2 separate regions of the Mus musculus genome follow, and region 1 is linked to region 2. Evidence: chromatin loops called from intact Hi-C (ENCODE). Cell type or tissue: heart. All regions are shown on one strand. Each heading gives the region's core, and the rest is flanking DNA. Links, peaks and the distances in the headings are about the cores only. Region 1 has its middle 66 kb from the start of Gm40048. Region 2 has its middle 12 kb from the start of Cog6.

Region 1 (8,587 bases), core at 199-8,198, 300 kb before region 2:
TAAAGCCTGTGGGTAGGCAGTGTGCCCAGGGCCAGCGGGAAATCTTGGGCATAGAGGAGCCACTGAATTGTTTCTTCAGGGAAGAAGGAAGCTTATCTGTGCTCCTAAGTTCACCCGATGGTATCCAGCTCACCCACGCTGCTCTGGGTAACTTCCGAATTCCAAGGTCTGCTCGGTACGAACTCCTCCCCGCCGCTGTAGTTCTTTCTGCCTGTGATATTGCTAGCGTGCCAGCGTGCTTCAGACTCTGCCCCACATGCCTAGGTTTTCTCTTTGAGACAGAACCTTTGCATGTCCATTTTGCCCCTGGTGGATTCTCAAATTATCCTTGGTAAGTGCCCTGCTTTTGTTTTCTAGCTGAGACGCTGCTGAGGGCCACAGAGAGTTCGACGCTGATGCTACACTCTAGCAGGACGATGGCATTTATTACCTTTTTCTCCACCCAGCCTCACTGTGCACAAATAATTACTTCTAGTACCCTAAGGAACTATCTTTAAATTGTTACCTAGATATTCCAGAAAAAAATGAATTGGATATTAGCATAGGATTAAGAAATATGCATTGCGGTTGGAGGGTATTAGCAATGTTTATTCTGTCCATGTGAGTTGTAGTGCCTTTCACTGAAATTTCAATAAATAAATAATTTTCTAATAATTATTAATAAAGATAATTATATAAATAAGAAACATTTTGAGAGGCAAAAAAACCCTTCTACTTCATTTAATTAAAGATTTGATAGACATATTATTCTTCCTATTCATTACTTTTAATTGGGTTTTTCCTGATAATTCTGAAGAATGCTTCCCCAGAGGTTTAAACTATATCTCATGCTTCCTATCTGAAATTTTTAATATTCTTTTAAAGGCAAAACCAGTTACATATAATTCATTTTCACGTTTCTAAAGCAATGGAAATGACTTTTGATTTCCAAAGAGTAGGTAGAAACACAATAAGGAAGAAACAGAGTGTCCAGGTTCCTTAATATCCTGTATCCAGAGTCTCCAGCTCTATTAATATCCCGAGTCCAGGGTAGCCAGTTTGTCAATGTTCTGAGTCCAGGATATCCAGACCCATTTATGTTTCTGAGTCCTGGATAGCTAGGCTCATTAATGCTCCTGACTTATGTTTTAATTCCTCCCCCAAAATTTCCCTTACTTTACACATGAGGGATTGAAGCAAAGGTAAGGTTTTAATCCTGGCAAAGCTAAAGTATGGATCTCCAGTTACCAATTGGATAATCTAAAATACATGCCACACACACCTGAGTCACCACGGACCCCACAGCCTCAGTCCCAGGAAGCTCCCTGCTTTTCAGTCCAGCCATTTCCATCCTTGGTTCAATCCTTTGCTAGAATTAAGAATATCACTGGTGGGGGGGGGGATCACCCAAACCCAACAATTAGATACAATTTAGATACAATTATCCATGTATTATGAGGAAGACAGCTCCTGGCCAGCCGAATGCAGAAGACAAGGGACAGGAGAAGAGTCCAGACCTCCACACTCTCTCCAGGATGCTCTCATGTGTTCCCTGACCCGGAAATGTTTAGAGCCACTCACATTGGTGTTTATATGCAGACTGCTCTATCACTCAGGAGGCAGAGGCAGGTGGATCTCTGTGAGTTCAAGGCCAACCTCCTCCACATAGTGAGCTCTAGGACAGCCAGAGCTACACTGTGAGGCCGTGTCTCACCCCATCCTTCCTAAAGTTACAATCTTTTACCCATGACTTAATCTTTCTGGCCAGAGAGTTTTGTCCAAAAGAGACTCACCAGTTACGTCATTATTGTATAAAAGACACAGGTGTAGAGCTGTAGAAATCCCAAGAATTTTAGGAGCTGAGAGTCTGAGGTGGCAGGGGGTGAATTTGTTCCTTCACCATAGAGTCTTAGAAGCATGTGCTAAATTTAGGTGGGTTATTGAGTATCATTACCACAGTGCACAGCAACACTGTGGAGTGGAACAGAGATGCCCGAGGAGCCATTTTCCCATTGTCTTTACAGTCCTCATTGTTAGGGGTTTTCTCACCGAATGACTTCATCCACCCTGTGCTCCGACTAGTCTGAAGCTGGTCTAAAGCATTCTTTCACCCTCTTCTCTTCTTTCTTTCTTTCTTTCTGGAGAGAAAGAGAAGAAATGGAGGAGGGAGCAAAGATTTGCTTCAGTGATTAATGAATCTCTCCCTCACCCAAGTCGATTGTTGACTTTTTCCTCTGAGCCACAAGCTATTGTTTACAGAGTTTGTTCCTGGGTTTGGCCTACAAGGGGCAGGAGGGTATGAAGAGGAAAACCCAGAAAGGCTTTTTCAATAAGGTGAGGAAAGTACACAGCCAATGCCAATTACAGAGTTTAATCTTCCTGTTTTCTTCTTTCTCTGATGCATTTGTCTGAGCTTGGAAAGGTCTCTAATTCATTCCTGTTTTTCAAATGTGTTTGTATGACTCCTGCTGCCAGTCTCTGCTAATAGCCGCTTCCTGGGTAAGCGGCCGTGGGTACAGCTGCTGTGTACCATGGATGTGTCACGGTCTCTCTGAATCCGTAATTCTCTTTAGCACCCATGGTATTGTGAAAATCTTGTCAGATAACCCATAACACACAGTGATACCCAACAAGTTACTAGATGCTATGCACAAACAAAAAAAAATAGGTTATGAACTCAATTTTCACTTCCTTATTTCTAAAAAACTAGTGGCCACCCCTGGTTCTCCAGTATAGTCTCTTGGTCACCCCCCCCCCATTCTTGTGTCTCTAGAGCCATCTGTCTTTTTTTTAAATTATTTTTGTTAGGTATTTTCTTCATTTACATTTCCAATGCTATCCCAAAAGTCCCCCATACCCCCCCCCACTCCCCTACCCACCCACTCGCACTTCTTGGCCCTGGTGTTCCCCTGTACTGAGGCATATAAAGTTTGCAAGACCAATGGGCCTCTCTTTCCACTGATGGCCAACTAGGCCATCTTCTGATACATATGCAGCTAGAGACACGAGCTCCAGGGGGTACTGGTTAGTTCATATTGTTGTTCCTCCTATAGGGTTGCAGATTTGGATCACAGGGCCCCCAACATGGAGGAGCTAGAGAAAGTACCCAAGGAGCCATCTGTCTTTAGAACATCTGCATTTTGTGTCAGAGACCACGGTTCATTCCAGGAAGGACCTCTCCTGAGTATAACAGGTGATGTTCTTCATGTTCTCATGAATTGCCCTCTCTAGAGGCCATTTCTTCCTCCCAGCTTCCTCCATAGAATTCTGGGTCCACAAACACCTTCTGACAGACACTCTTGCTTCTTCTGCTAAGATCAGAATCTGGCACAGGGTCAGCTGTGAAGAGAGACTCTGGCCTCTTTAAAACAGCAGGTGATTCCAGGCCTCTGCATCCAGCTCTGTATTTTCTGGAAATACATTAATTGTGCACCAGCTTAGATACATTGTTGCTTAGTGGTTTCCTGCTTCTGTCTCCAGTGCCAGATTGTTCTTTCACATACTTCACTACCCACTCTTCCTCAAAGCACTGCAATACCGGGACTTCCAGTGAAGTGACCAAGCTGCTGGATCGCCATGGCCAATCTGTGCCTGGTTCCTAAGCTATCCCACAGGTGCTGCCAACTGCCATGCACCCATTTTTAAGGTCAGGAGGAAATGCAAAATGCTGTAAGCTATAGCTCCTTCTGAGAAATTCCTAAACCATTCATGGGATTGATTAAAAATGACTATATCCTAAGGTAAGAAGAAATCTATTTAACGTTGACTCACGGTAACATGGATTGACTTGACCACAGGATCCTTTTGTCATTAAGAGCTGTTAACGACTCTCCGTGAAACACTAGTCAGTATCCCAGGGAACAGCCTTTGTGAGATGTTGCTGCACAGGGCGCTGCTCAAGTCTCCTTCACTGCAGATATTTTTAGAAACTGGGCTTCTGAAGTCACCATGAAGAAGAGTCAGTCTGCTTTATCCCCCCTGGAATGCATGTAAGATCAGTAAATTTAGCTCCTAAGTGGTTACCTGATTACCTGATAAATCTGGGGTGCATGCAAATTACCCCAGAGTCTGTACAGCATTAGCCTCTTGTAGAAGATATTAAGCTGTGGGTGAGCAACTAAGTAGTTTAATAAAATTTAAAAGCAGAATAGATAACACAATGCTACCAACCAAAATATAATGCTCTCACCATACCATTACTCCTGATATAAACTGATGTCATGGTATATAGCCTTGGAGTAAAGCCATGTACCATTCTCTTACCACAACCTGGATTTGTAGAATGAAGCTCTAAAGGATATAGGTTTCCCAGGTTGGCATAAGGATAACCATGGTCCTGGTTGGATTCCCATTTTGCTTGTTCAGAAATATCACTTATCTGTGCCTGTAAGAATATCTAAATTCTAAGGGGTTCGTGTGACTGCTCATATATTAGAGTGATAAATCTAAACCTATAATTTGTTCATTTAGAACTAAACTACTGCTTTTTAAAACGTAGTTTATATTTTTCTACAATGAAAGGGAAATTTGTAGAGAGTGATTATCCTTGTCTGTGTGCTGCTTGATGAGTTTCAGAAAGATATTCACAACTCACAACCAGCCACACTATATGTTTTTAAAGTCTGTATTTTGTGTCTATTTGTCTGCATACATGTGCATGCAGTACCCCCTAAGGCCAGGAGAGGGTGTCAGATCCCCTGAAAGTGGAGTTAACAGACGATTGGGTACCTATGTTATAAATATCTGTATTTCTAGGCTCATGTAAAAGTTTCTCTGATGAAACAGGTTCCTGAACAGAAATAGCATGTGAACAGTGTATCAGGTGGACACTTTCGCTTAGCTCAGGTCATGTGATTTGTCCTTAGAAACATTTTTAAATAATTAGATGAAGAATAGTTTCTTAGGAGAATTTCTGGGATATTGTAAAATCCGCAGAGTGCACGTCTTAGCTGAGGAAATTAGCTGATGTCCTCTGCAGAGTGCAAGGATGACAGTGACCAGAGTCATCATTTCAGGGGGTGCCTGGCATTGCTGTTCGCATGATTTGCTTTGGCTTTTGGGCAAGGCAAATGAGCATGGTTTATGAATTCTTTCCTATGGCGGTAACTAATAAACGTTCATGCTGACCGTGGTCCAGGCAAGCAGGATCACTTGCTGATTTCTCAAACGTGTGGAGTATTTACAAGAAGCCTCTTCACTTTCTCACGCATCCTGTTTCCAGTAGAGCGTCATAGGCAGCAGTGAGAACTAACAGGAGGATGCACACTACCTCTTTTCAGGATCTCGTATACACATGGTTTACCCTGGCCCCTTCTGACTCCAGAGTATCACTGGCCTCTCTGTGTAAACTTGTTCATGGAAACTGAGTTATCCCCCCTTGAACTTCTGCTCATAGGTATTTCTTTGACTTGCCATTATGATAGCTGTCCCTAAAACGGAGTCTACTGCAGTGGGCATCCAACAAACATTGGTTGAAGAAACAAATGATAAACTGTGTAGGGTACTCTTCTCAGATCCTTTGAAATTCAGCTAAGATACCTTCTTCCTGAAGATTTTTCTTGACTCTCTCTTGAGTCTAATCAGACACACCTTGTGTGAAAATCGGACACAGCTCTCAGAAGATCACAGGGCCACTACTGGTTTGTGTCTCTCACCCTGGACTATGATTGTCCATGGGTAGAGTGTATTACAATCACACTGGCTATGGCGCCTAAAGGGTGCTTGTCTCAGAGGAGGCTCCCAAAGACAAGCAGTGAAAGGAATGTGGGTCTCAGCAATGATCTCCAGTTTATAACGCTTTAGTAAAGAAGACCCTAAAATGCCAATCTCCCAGGTTCTTCGGCTTCACAGTGCTTTCTGGAGTGAGTCACAGTTTTGGTGCTCTTTGCCAGTCTTCTGGTGCACACCCTGGCCAAGGGTTTTGAAACCTTCAAGTTTTGCCCTACTTCCAACAATCTGCTTAATTTTTAAGTTGGCATACAAAGCAATGGGTTTCATTATGGCCTTTTTACATACAAATGCACACACATGCATGCACACACACAAACACACATGCACACACATATACATACACACAGACATATATGCACACACATGCATGCAAACACACACATGTAAACACATGCACACACAGAGACACATATGCACACACATGTATGCAAACACACACATGCACACACATGCACACACACACATGCACACACACATGCTCATACACACCCTTTGTTCTTATTCATCCCATCCCTCTATCATCTTCCCCCACTCCTGCCTGTCTCTGGCTGAGTCCTTTTCCTTTCCCAAATAGTCTCTCCTTTTGCTTTCAGGGATTTTTTTTTTTTAATTAAAGTATTGGTGTTGATTTTGCGTTAACCAATCTATCTAACTTTGACTGGCAGACTCGGAAAACCAGTCCAGGTCTCAGCAGCAGAGAGCACTGTCACCTGAGGTGTAGAGCAGCTCCTTCAGATGACCCTTTCATCACTTCCTGAAGCCTGTCCTCTCCAGGAACATTGCCACCCTGACCCCGGAGTGGGGCTGTGCTCTACTTCATTAAAATTCGTATGTCTTGCTTGCATTCGGGGCCTCTGGTCCTGCAAGAGGGCAGCTGCCTCCTACTCCCCTGAGGGTGGATTTCTTCTCCATAGAAGTTTTCTGCCTGAGGAATTAAGTGGCAGGCAGGTCCTGTATTCTTTTTCCTCCCAGAGATTCAGCCCTGTGGACAGACAATCCATCAGTGAATCCAACCACTGACTCTCCCTTGAGACACATCTGTTCTCAGACGAAAGGGGCTGCTGTCAATCTTCCGGCTGGGTTGTCAGTGACCTAGATATAATGCCTGATTCCAGCACACAGTCGGCTTCAGTCCTCACCCAAAGACCCCTGGTAAAATAATAAGGAGATTTGCATCTGTGAACACCCAGCCAGCTATGGCTTCGTGGTTATCAATTAGGGTATTGATAAAACTGGGAAAGGCCCGCACATATGGGGGCAACAGCTGTCAGATCTGATTAATTTTCCAGATATGAAAGTGAGTGGTTGTCAAATATCCCTATACACGCACGGTAGCACGCATGACATGGCTTTGAAACGGAGGTTTCTGCCTCCCTCCTGTGCTGCAGAATAAAAGATGAATTAAGCCACTTATACCTGTCTTCACTTACAGCTTTCATCTTCAGAGCCTTTTCATCTTATTCTTATCTCTTCCTCCCACTCTGTACACACTGAATGCAAAATTACCCGTTTCCAATGAAGCTCCTAACACAACTGTAAATTAACTACACCGTGACAGCATGCTAGTCAAAAGGCAAGTGTAAGTATATTTCCTAACATAAGACCTTACAAAGAGCATGCAAATCAGACGTGTGAATGTAAATGAAAGTTTTTGGGAAAAATTTGGGTTCCTGTGGGTTTGTGCATGAAGGCTGAGTGTTTCTCTTCCCACATTCCAGAAACACATTAAGCACCCCCAAGCAGGTGGTTGTATAAAAGGCAGCACAGAGCAGTACGTGGAATGGGCCTTTACAGCCACTCCACACTGAGACAGCCTCCCAGTCACCTTTATCCATTCTGAGACAGAGAATAGCTTGCTAGCTCTCTCCCCATCAGCAACCTTCTTAGGACTCAGAGGAACAGAACCAGCAGCCAGAGAGAATTCTGAGAGATTCTGAAGTGAGGGCACACTAATCAGTTAGTTATCTTCATTTTAGCGGTTTGACAATCCCCAGTGTGGTGGCATGAATAGAAAAGGACCCAATAGGCAGACTCATATATTTGAATGTTTGGACATTAGAGAGTGGCACTACTTGACAGGAATTAGAAGGTGTCGCCTTATTGGAGTGGGTGTGGCCTTGTTAGAGGAAGTATGTTACTAGGGGTAAGCTATGGGATGTTGAGAGCTCAAGCCACGCCCAATGTCTAGTCTTTCTGCTGCCTATCAATCTGGATGTAGATTTCTCTACTACATCTCCAGCACCATGTCTGCCTGCATGCCACCGTGCTCCCAGCCATGACAATAATGGACTAAAGCTCTGAAACTGTAAGCCAGCCCCAGGTAAATGTTTTGCTTTGGGCTGGAGAAATGGCACAGCAGTTAAGAGCACTGACTGCTCTTCCAGAGGTCCTGAGTTCAAGTCTTAGCAACCGCATGGTGGCTCTCAACCATCTGTTGTGATCCGATGGCCTCTTCTGGGCAGCAATGTACATGAAGTAAATGAATTTAAAAAATCACAAAAATTTTTTTAAAAATATTTTGCTTTGTAAGAGTCGCTGTGGTCATGGTGTCTCTTCACAGCAGTAGAACACTAAGACACTCAGTCTCAAGATAGCAATTATTTGTATCTTACTGAAATTCTCATAACAAAAAAATTGTCTCTGTTCCAGGACTTAGAATTCTAATTCTCAGCTCATTGCCAGAAACCAGTTAGCACCAGTGAGAAAATTCTGAAATGCTGACACAAATGCTGGTGTAAGTGAACAGACAGTGTGTAATTCTGTGAATATTTTCCATTTACCACATATTTTGGAGACTTAGGATATAGTGTATTGTATAATTCTAGTCTGCAGGGAACTGAGACAGGAGGACCACGAGTTCAAAGCCAATCTGGCCTAC
Region 2 (8,587 bases), core at 315-8,314:
TTCCCAGCGCCTCTCTGTTCAGAACACTTTAACCTGTGAGCATTGTGTGGCTTAGTACAGAAGTGTTGAAAATACCAAGAAACCACAGGTTCTCAAATGCCTTCTCTGCTATTATGCATTCATTCTTTGGTCGATGGGGTTTCTCTGTGTAGCCCTGGCTGTCCCAGATCTCTCTGTGTAGACCAGGATGGTCTTGAACCCGGAGATCCACCTGCCTCTGCCTCTAGAATGCTGGGATTCAGTGTGTGAGCCACCACACCAGACTTACAAATGAACTCTTATTTTGGTCCTCATTTTTTGTTTTTGGTTGGGTTTGGTTTTCAACCTCACTGGGCTTTTCTTTCAGAGTCATGATTCTTAACCAGAAATTACACGTATTATGCTTACTGATAAATTGCTACATTCTTTCATGCCAGTTGCTGTGTTGAGACCATCATGGGTCTTATTTGAGCATGCGTGCAGCTGAGGGAGGGGACCGAATCACCTAGATTAGAGCAAGTTTGAATCTGGTGAACTGGAAGAGACACAAACATCTGCTGCTTGTGTGATGCCCTCTCATTTGCATTTTTAAGTGTAAAGAAAAAAAAAAGGAGGCACAAAAAAAGATACTTGTGAGATTTTAGCATAGTTAGGAGGCAGGAACACCCAGTTCTGGGCTTGATTTAGCTGCCAAATCGCTATCTGACCTTGGACAAGTAACACTGTAAAGTGGGGCATCCGATTATCCTGTTTCCCACACCAGGCACAGTGGGACAGCAATCCGAGATCCACTGGACTGCAGAAACAAAATCCAAGGACCCCAGAGATGGCTTAACAACACAAATGTCTTCCTCATAGTTGTGGTGGGTGTGGAGTTCTTCAGAAGACTCCGTATCCGCTGAAGCTAGCTTCCGGGCTCACTGACAGCTGTCCTCTTATCTTTCTCCAGTTCACCTTATCTGGCAGAGGGGAGGAGGTCCCTTGCTGTTGCAGCTGCTGCTGCTTCATCTTGATCATCATGATCTTCTTCTCCTTCCTTTTCCTCTTCCTCTTCTTCCTCCTCCTCTTCCTTTCTTCCTCCTTTTTCTTCCTCTCTCACCATCACTCATTTGCTGTGTCTGCACAGGGCAGAGAAGACAAGGGAGCTCTCTGGCCTTTTTCTTTTTTTAAAGCCCTGATTATAAAAGTATTTCCCACATATTTGTTCATCTCCTAATGACCCTCTCCCAAACACCATTGCGTCCAGGGCAATTAGACTGTGTAATGAGCCAGACAAGGCTGATGGCCAATCAGGCTGGTAGCAGATTTCTCGCCATAGTATGCAGGTAAAACCATATGGAGACAACGTTGAATGTCCAACAACATAGGAGAGACCCAGGTGAGCTGTCACACATACCCACAAACCCCAGAAAGGGAACCAAAGCAGACCAAATAACTACTGTACCAAAGCCCAGCTTGGCAAACCAATGGGTTTTAGTGTAGGAGTATGAGCAAGGGTTTACAGGAGCTCCGTGACTTAAAAACAGGTACATCAACTGAAGAGCAGACCCCAACACAGTTAACAAACCGCGAAGGCTGTAACCCACCACCACCCGGCCCTCTGCACAACTCAGACAGCTCTACAGAGCCAAGGAATCACTACAGTTAGGTCGCTTGATCAGCATCTCTTCCCCTGAAGTGGTTTGCTCCTCCTATAGCTGGGAAGGGAGTGGCCTTGTGACTCTTGAAGGCTTTTACCCTCCTAGACAAAGTGACATTCTGTTGACGCCAGTCTTCCCCACCCCCACCTCACTCTACCTCGCCCCAGGGAATGTTTCAGCTTGGGGGAATCTGCTTTAAGACAAGGTGACAGGCCCTTTTGTCACAGACAAACTTTTCCTCCTTGCCTTATTCCTCCATTGCTGACACAGAAATAACATCATGGTTATTTTTAAGGCCATAATAATAATGACATTGTGGTAATAGTACTAACCACTCAGAACTAGGGAAATTGTCTTTTTCTCAAAGTTTTTTCAAGTCCTTATTTCAGATCATCTGTTTGTCTTTTGTTTGTTTGTTTGTTTGTTTTTCCCTGCTGGACAGTTTCAGCTGAATTCTTAAGCATATTCAAGTTTGTACATTAAAAGACCACCCAGCACATGCAAATCTACATTTAAAACCACGTACTGAGGCTGGAGAAATGGCTTAGTGGTTAAGAGCACTTGGTGCTATTTTGAAGAAGCCAGGTTCAGTTCCCAGCACCCAGAGGGTGGTTCACAAACAGCCGTAACTAAGTCCAGTTCCAGTGTAGCCAATCTCCTCTTCTGACCTCCCTGGGTACCACACACACTTGTGGTGAACATGCATACATGCAGACAAAACACTCATACATAAAATAAAATAAAATAAAATAAAATAAAATAGTTAATTTAAAAAAAAAAAAAGCTCTGTCTACTGTTCTGAGAAATTTCAGCTAAGATTCATTTGCCAGGCTCTGACTAAGATCAAGTCCCAAAACACAACCTGGTGCCATAAACATAAAACCAACATTTTTTTAATAAAAAATATTTTTTGGCCAAATATTTTCCAAGTTAAAGTGTAACTGCAGTCAGAGGTAGACTAGCCAAGGCAGCACAGTGAATTCCTGCCCCCACAACTGGATTGGCCTAGATTTGATCTTGCAGGATGGTATAGCATCCACTCACGGGCTCTCTGATTTTTAGGTAAGTTATTTAATAACGTTTACTCATAGTGTTGTTTTGAAAACTAAAAAATGCATGTGAAAATTTTCAGCACATGGTAATTACTCAATAAGTGATAAATAATATTTAATAAGACTTTTACTATCTTAGAATCATCTGGTAACATGTCCAAACCTATCTAATCTATCCTTATAAGATACATTGCTATATAGAATTAGGTGATGGTCCAATAATGTATTGTTTTCCATTATTTATTTTATTAAATTATAGTATTTATTGATTTTATGTGTGCATATGTGTGTATGCATGTGAAACATGTCATGCCACCCATGGGTGGAGATTGGAGAATTCACAGGAGTCAGATCTCTCCTTCTCTCCTGTTGCTCCTTAGGACCAAACTCAGGCAGTCAGGTCGGAAGCGAGTGCTTTTCCCAGCTGAGTCATCTTACTGGCCTGCCGTGATTTAAGGGAGACACATTTAAGGAGAGGATTCACTCTACAGAGTTTATGAAGAATCCAAAATTTGGTTCCCAATACCAGGTATAATTGTGCATGCCTGTAACCCCAGACCAAGGAGATAAAGACAGTTGGCCAGTGCAAACAGAAGTTCAAGGGAAGCCTGGCTATATGAGATCTTTCTCTAAATAATAAATTCCAACCACATAAATAATCAGAATGCATCTTAATTTTAATGTATTGTTGGGTTTGCAATATTAAAATGATGATCAGGAAAAAATTTCCTTGTAATTGGTCTTTGATAATCTGGTATATCTATATGGTACATATATACATATATACATATACATATATTCATATATATATATGAATAAATGTTTACCCTGCATTCGTGAAATCCCAGTGTGAAGGCTTGAGAAAGCTTGCCTGCTGAAGAGGCTTTTGCTCCTCCTGCACTATCTCTGAGCCCATCTTGTCAATCCAGTCTAGCAGCCACCTAAGGCATTCTCCTCTGTAACTTGAGGACCAGGTGGTCACTGGAGTAATTTAGATAGGCAAAAGCCCTTTGGGTCACAGAAAACATTCATATGATCTCCAGAGTCCTTACTAAAAGGCGTTAGGTCAAAACCACAATACCACTTCCCTATTTTTCTCAATTCTAATAACTATTCTTGAAAATGATTACTGGGTCGGATAAAAAATAGTTTGCAAAAATATCAATAATCTTCAATTCTTGAAAAAAAAAAGTCACACACTGAAATTAATCAAATCCAGGAATCAGACCATAAGCTCAATGAACCTCTACATATTTAGAGAAGCCATTCAGACCAGAAGCTGTGACGCTTCACATAATAGTTTGTCATTTCAGTATCGCATCTATTTTATGCCCTTATCCTCCTCTTCTCCCCGTTTACTACCTCGAGTAGAGAGAGGTCTGAGCTCTAAGCAGGAGGAAGCGTGCTGAAACAGTACTAACTTTGAAGCTGATCTAGAAGCTCACATACACCAGTTCATGTCGACCAGGTTTGAGAACGTGAATGCTATTTTTTCTTCCTTACTTAGAAGAGAAATCTTTCCTGGAGGAAGAGTAATGGATAGGGTACTTTGCAGGTCTATCAAGGACTTCAGTGTTCAGCCAAAGACAGACTCAATCTCTCTCAACAGCGACACCTGCTGGGGCCTCCGGGGTATAGTTTGGTACTTCAAGGAGCTCATCAACTTTGTTTCCATTATTTGACGGCTTAAAAATTACTAGTTTCCCTGATAGAAAAATATATATTTCTATATTGGATATATTCCAATGAATATACGTAGGTATATCCCTCCACCCCAACACACAAACACTACTACTATCCGTTCTCTACTCTTCTCCATGAGTATAACTTTATCCTCTGGTCCTCGAAGGTGGGCTTGTCTGAGTGACCATACCCACACTGGTATATAGAAAGGGCAACAATGTAACTGCAGTGGGGAAGTCGACAGATACGGCTTCACCTGGGTGAGTAAGAGAACATCCCCACTGATGCTCTGTAGATACCAGGTATCCTTGCTGCCATACTGAGAGCCCAAACCCAGGCTAACCACACCAGAAGGTGAAGCCTGGGGACAGTGTACGCAATACATGCAAAAGTCTGCACCTGTCAATCCAGGAAAAGTAAAAGGAAATTCGGAGAAATTTGCTGTGCTGACTGGTTTTATGCCAACCTGACACAAGCTAGAATCATTACAGAGGAAGGAACCTCATTTAAGAAAATACCTCCAGGCTAGAGAGATGGCTCAGCGATTAAAAGCACTGACTGCTCTTCCAGAGGTCCTGGGTTCAATTTCTAGCAATCACATGGCGGCTCAAAACCATCTGTAATGGGTCCCTCTTCTGGTGTGTCTGAAGACAGCAACAGTGTACTCACATACATAAAATAAATAAGTCTTAAAAGTAAAAAGAAAGTGCCTCCATAAGATCAGACGGTGGACAAGCCAGTAGGGCATTTTCTTAATTAGTGATTGATGAGGGAGGGCTTAGCCCATTATGGGTGGTGCCATCCCTCAGCTGGTGGTCCTGGCTTCTATAAGAAAGCAGTCTGGGCAAACCATGGGAGCAAACCAGTAAGCAGCATCCCTCTATGACCTTCAGTCTCCTGCCGTGCACTGAATGCCTGCCCTCACTGCTTTTGATGGTGATCTGTTCTAAGAACTGGGAATGAAATAAACCCTTTTCTCTTCAAGTGGCGTTTGGTCATGGAGTTTCATTGCAGCAGAAGAAACTTTAAGGTGTTTGGTTAAGGAATATGAGGATCAAATTTAGCATCCTGAATGGATCTTTGTGCTAGAAAGGACAGTAAAACAAAAACTAGGGAAGAGTCCATTTGGTGAAAGTTTGGTTATTAGTTAATAAAATACCAATGTCAGTTTCTTGGTGTGAACAAATTTACCACAGGAATATAAGATTGACAATTTTTCTTTCTACTCAAATTTAAATTTAGTTGACATGAGAAGACACCAACATGGGTCAAGGGGCTCACCATGTTATCTTTGCAACTCTCATAATTTGCAAATATTCCAAAGTAGATTTTATTTCAGGACTATTATTTTCTCTATGTCCATCTCCATGTTGTGAGTCCTAAGGACTAGTTAAGCCTCACCTTTGAGAAACACGTTACAGGTCCATGTGTTTTCAAGACAGGCAGGCACTATCTCTCATTTAAGTTGCAGTTAGTGGTATCTGGCAAGCGGAATGATTCTTTCCATCCACCAAAGAGGAAACAGACTCAGGGGTTTTATTCCAACAGACTGACGTCATGCCAGGAGTAAGAAGCCGAGGGCCAAGCCACGGGGTTCTTACATGTCATCATGAGTTCTGCTCCAGCCACAGGTCTTGTGTCATGTGTCACATGTCACATGAGTTCTAGCAGAAGTGATTATACTGGAGGTGACCTGTACTGCCAAGGGCATACTGGATTTCACACATCTATGTTATTTCACTTCTTCATGTGAGGATTCAAGTGCTGATGACAAAATGAGAGTAGAAAAATGAAGCAAAAGAAAAAAAAACAAACAAACAAGTTAAACTTGAGACTTTATTCTCAGACTTCACCATGACATCATCGAGTTCTTCCTGGTAAGGAAAAATCCTCTACCATCCCTCTGTGTTCCATGGAAATGTCTTTGTTGAGTTTTCCTTTCCCCATCCCTGCATATCCACAGCGGTATTGAGTCATGGCAGAAGGAAAGTAAAGACTGAACATGAACAAATTCATGTTTAATTACATATAAAATTCCTCCCCTTAACAATTTCTCTTTCTACTCAAATTTAAATATAATTTTCAAACATATTTTAGCAAAAACAATTCAGTGCAGATGAGTATATTAAATTCCTTAGAAGTCTCAAATTATAATAGTTTCCCAAACTATTATACCCAGCTATAGGGTAAACAAAGGAGTCCCAAACACAGGGAAAGTCTAGATGTCTTCCTTATCTTCCTTGTTCAGAATCGTGACATTTTCAGGTCTAAAAACCAGTCTTTTTTTTTTAATTCCTATGAGTATGGACAGGGACAGGTGACAATGGCCACTGATGTGTGTCCTCTGTGTGTGGGCACATCAGTGATGTGTGTTGGTGATCAGGAGCGTAGTTGGATTTCCTAGGATATCACCACAGCAGCACACACTAAGAACAAACAGACATACGGATCAGCATGGATGTGCTGACCCCAACCACATCTGAGCATTTAAAGAGCATACAGGAGCAGACCACAAGGTGTTAATAAAACAGGGACCCACAAATCTTAAAGGAAATAATTTAGAGAGTATCTAAATGCAGGATATTACATAGTTTCAAAGAACCTAGATATTTATGTAATACAAAGGGTGAACTTGGTCAAGTCAAAGAGAACTGTGTGTGGCGCCACACAAGGTCAGCACTCCATCAGTTGAAACAGGAGGTCCTGGGCACCTTGTCAGCCCTGACTGGTAGATTTCTTACTTTAACCAGTGTGCTTTTATAACCTTCGTGTGGCCTTCCACTGGCATATGGTGGACCTACCAGGGGCCACACACTTGTGTTCTGGCCTTCTCCCAGCAGCTATCAACTGCCTATAGTTCCTTAGCTAGAGGTGTAACAAGGGTGAGAGCTTTTAAGGTCACTGATTTTAAGTCTTTATCCAACAAGTCTGTGATTACAGAGACTTGAGAGCTGCCACATGAGTGTGGAGAATCAAACCTGAGTCTTCCAGAAAAGCAGCTAATGCCCTTAATTGTTGAGCCATCTCTCCAGCACCCCCCCCCCCCACACACACACACACAAACCGTTTAAAAGTTATACTTTGAAATTTGCTTGCTAACTAGTGGTTTTCTGTATTAGTCTCAGTTCTCAGAGGGACAGAACTGATAGAATTAATCTATGTATAAAAGAGGATTTATAAAGTGGTTTACAGGCTGTGGTCCAGCCAGTTCAGTAATGGCTGTCTCCCAGTGAAGTCTGAGAGTCTAGCAGTTGTTCAGCCCATGATGCTGGATGTCTCAGCTGGTCTTCGGAATATGCCGGAATCCCAGAAATGTAGTTTCTAACATTAGTAAGTTAAGTGTGAGGGCAAGCAGGCAAAGAGCGAAAGCTGTTTTCTTCCTTGTCCTTTCTATAGTCTGCGACAAGAGCGTGTGGACTAGATTTAGTGTGGGTCTTCTGACCAAAATTCCTCACAGGTGTGCCCAGCGACTGGGGTTTTTATTTAATTCCAGATGTAGTTAAGTTGACAACTTAGAATAGCCATCAGTTTCCATGAGGGTGTTTGTTTTTGTTTGTTTATAGGCCTTTCATTTTGTTTAACCCCTCACTACCTCCTCCTCTCTCTTATTCCCTCTCCCCAACTTAGTCCTTTACCCTCAGTATTCACACCTCATCTTTCAAGTCACCTGTGATCCACTACACATCCACTATTTTAAAGTCGGTCTGTGAGACAGTGGGCTCCATACAGTTCTCGTCATCTCTTCCACACTCCCACTCCCCTTGCTGGTCATGGTCTTCACCCTCAGAAATCCACCTGAGTACATTTGTCTCACCTATTGGGTATGGCTCCCCTTCATAACCACCAAGGCCTCTTCCTAGTCTACTGGCTTTCACCTGGGCTCCAACTGAAACAGACTAAACAAAGCAGAAAAGTGAAGGTAGGCTCCAGTCAGGAGAGAGAGCACACAAGCTCTGTCACTCTCAGTTTGAGTCGTTTAACTCAATATATTTCCCCCGGGTACTTTGTTCCCCTGCAGATTTGATGATTTCACTTCCCATCCTAGTGGAGTAACATTCTCTGTATATATGGATCGCATTATTGCAATCCAGTTATCTGTTGATAGGCATCCAGGTTGATCCCATTTCCTAACAGCAGTGAGTAGAGCAATAGTGAACGTGGATGTGTTTCTACAGGGAAACACTGTAAGTGTCTCTAGAGTAAAAGGTAAAGGTCAGTAGGTACATGCTTTAT

Evidence for each region. Hi-C counts contacts between places; a loop is a spot of excess contacts. Peaks named below come from ENCODE experiments on the same cell type or tissue, not always from the same donor. Only the 100,000 strongest peaks of a DNase experiment are listed, where the experiment ranks them.
Region 1: a loop joins it to region 2, with 7 times the contacts of the local background. A loop is called at or near these places in 14 of 42 quality-filtered maps.

Annotation. Positions count from the first base shown.
Region 1 is chr3:53,325,790-53,334,376 of GRCm38, reverse strand. No RefSeq gene overlaps it. Among named protein-coding and RNA genes, the nearest start is that of Gm40048, 66 kb to the left of the region's middle. In heart, for the core only: a CTCF peak has its summit at 4,647 (motif pointing right); no DNase peak of the experiment used is centred there; H3K4me3 peaks cover 283 bases; H3K27ac peaks cover 278 bases.
Region 2 is chr3:53,024,927-53,033,513 of GRCm38, reverse strand. No RefSeq gene overlaps it. Among named protein-coding and RNA genes, the nearest start is that of Cog6, 12 kb to the right of the region's middle. In heart, for the core only: a CTCF peak has its summit at 4,293 (motif pointing left); no DNase peak of the experiment used is centred there.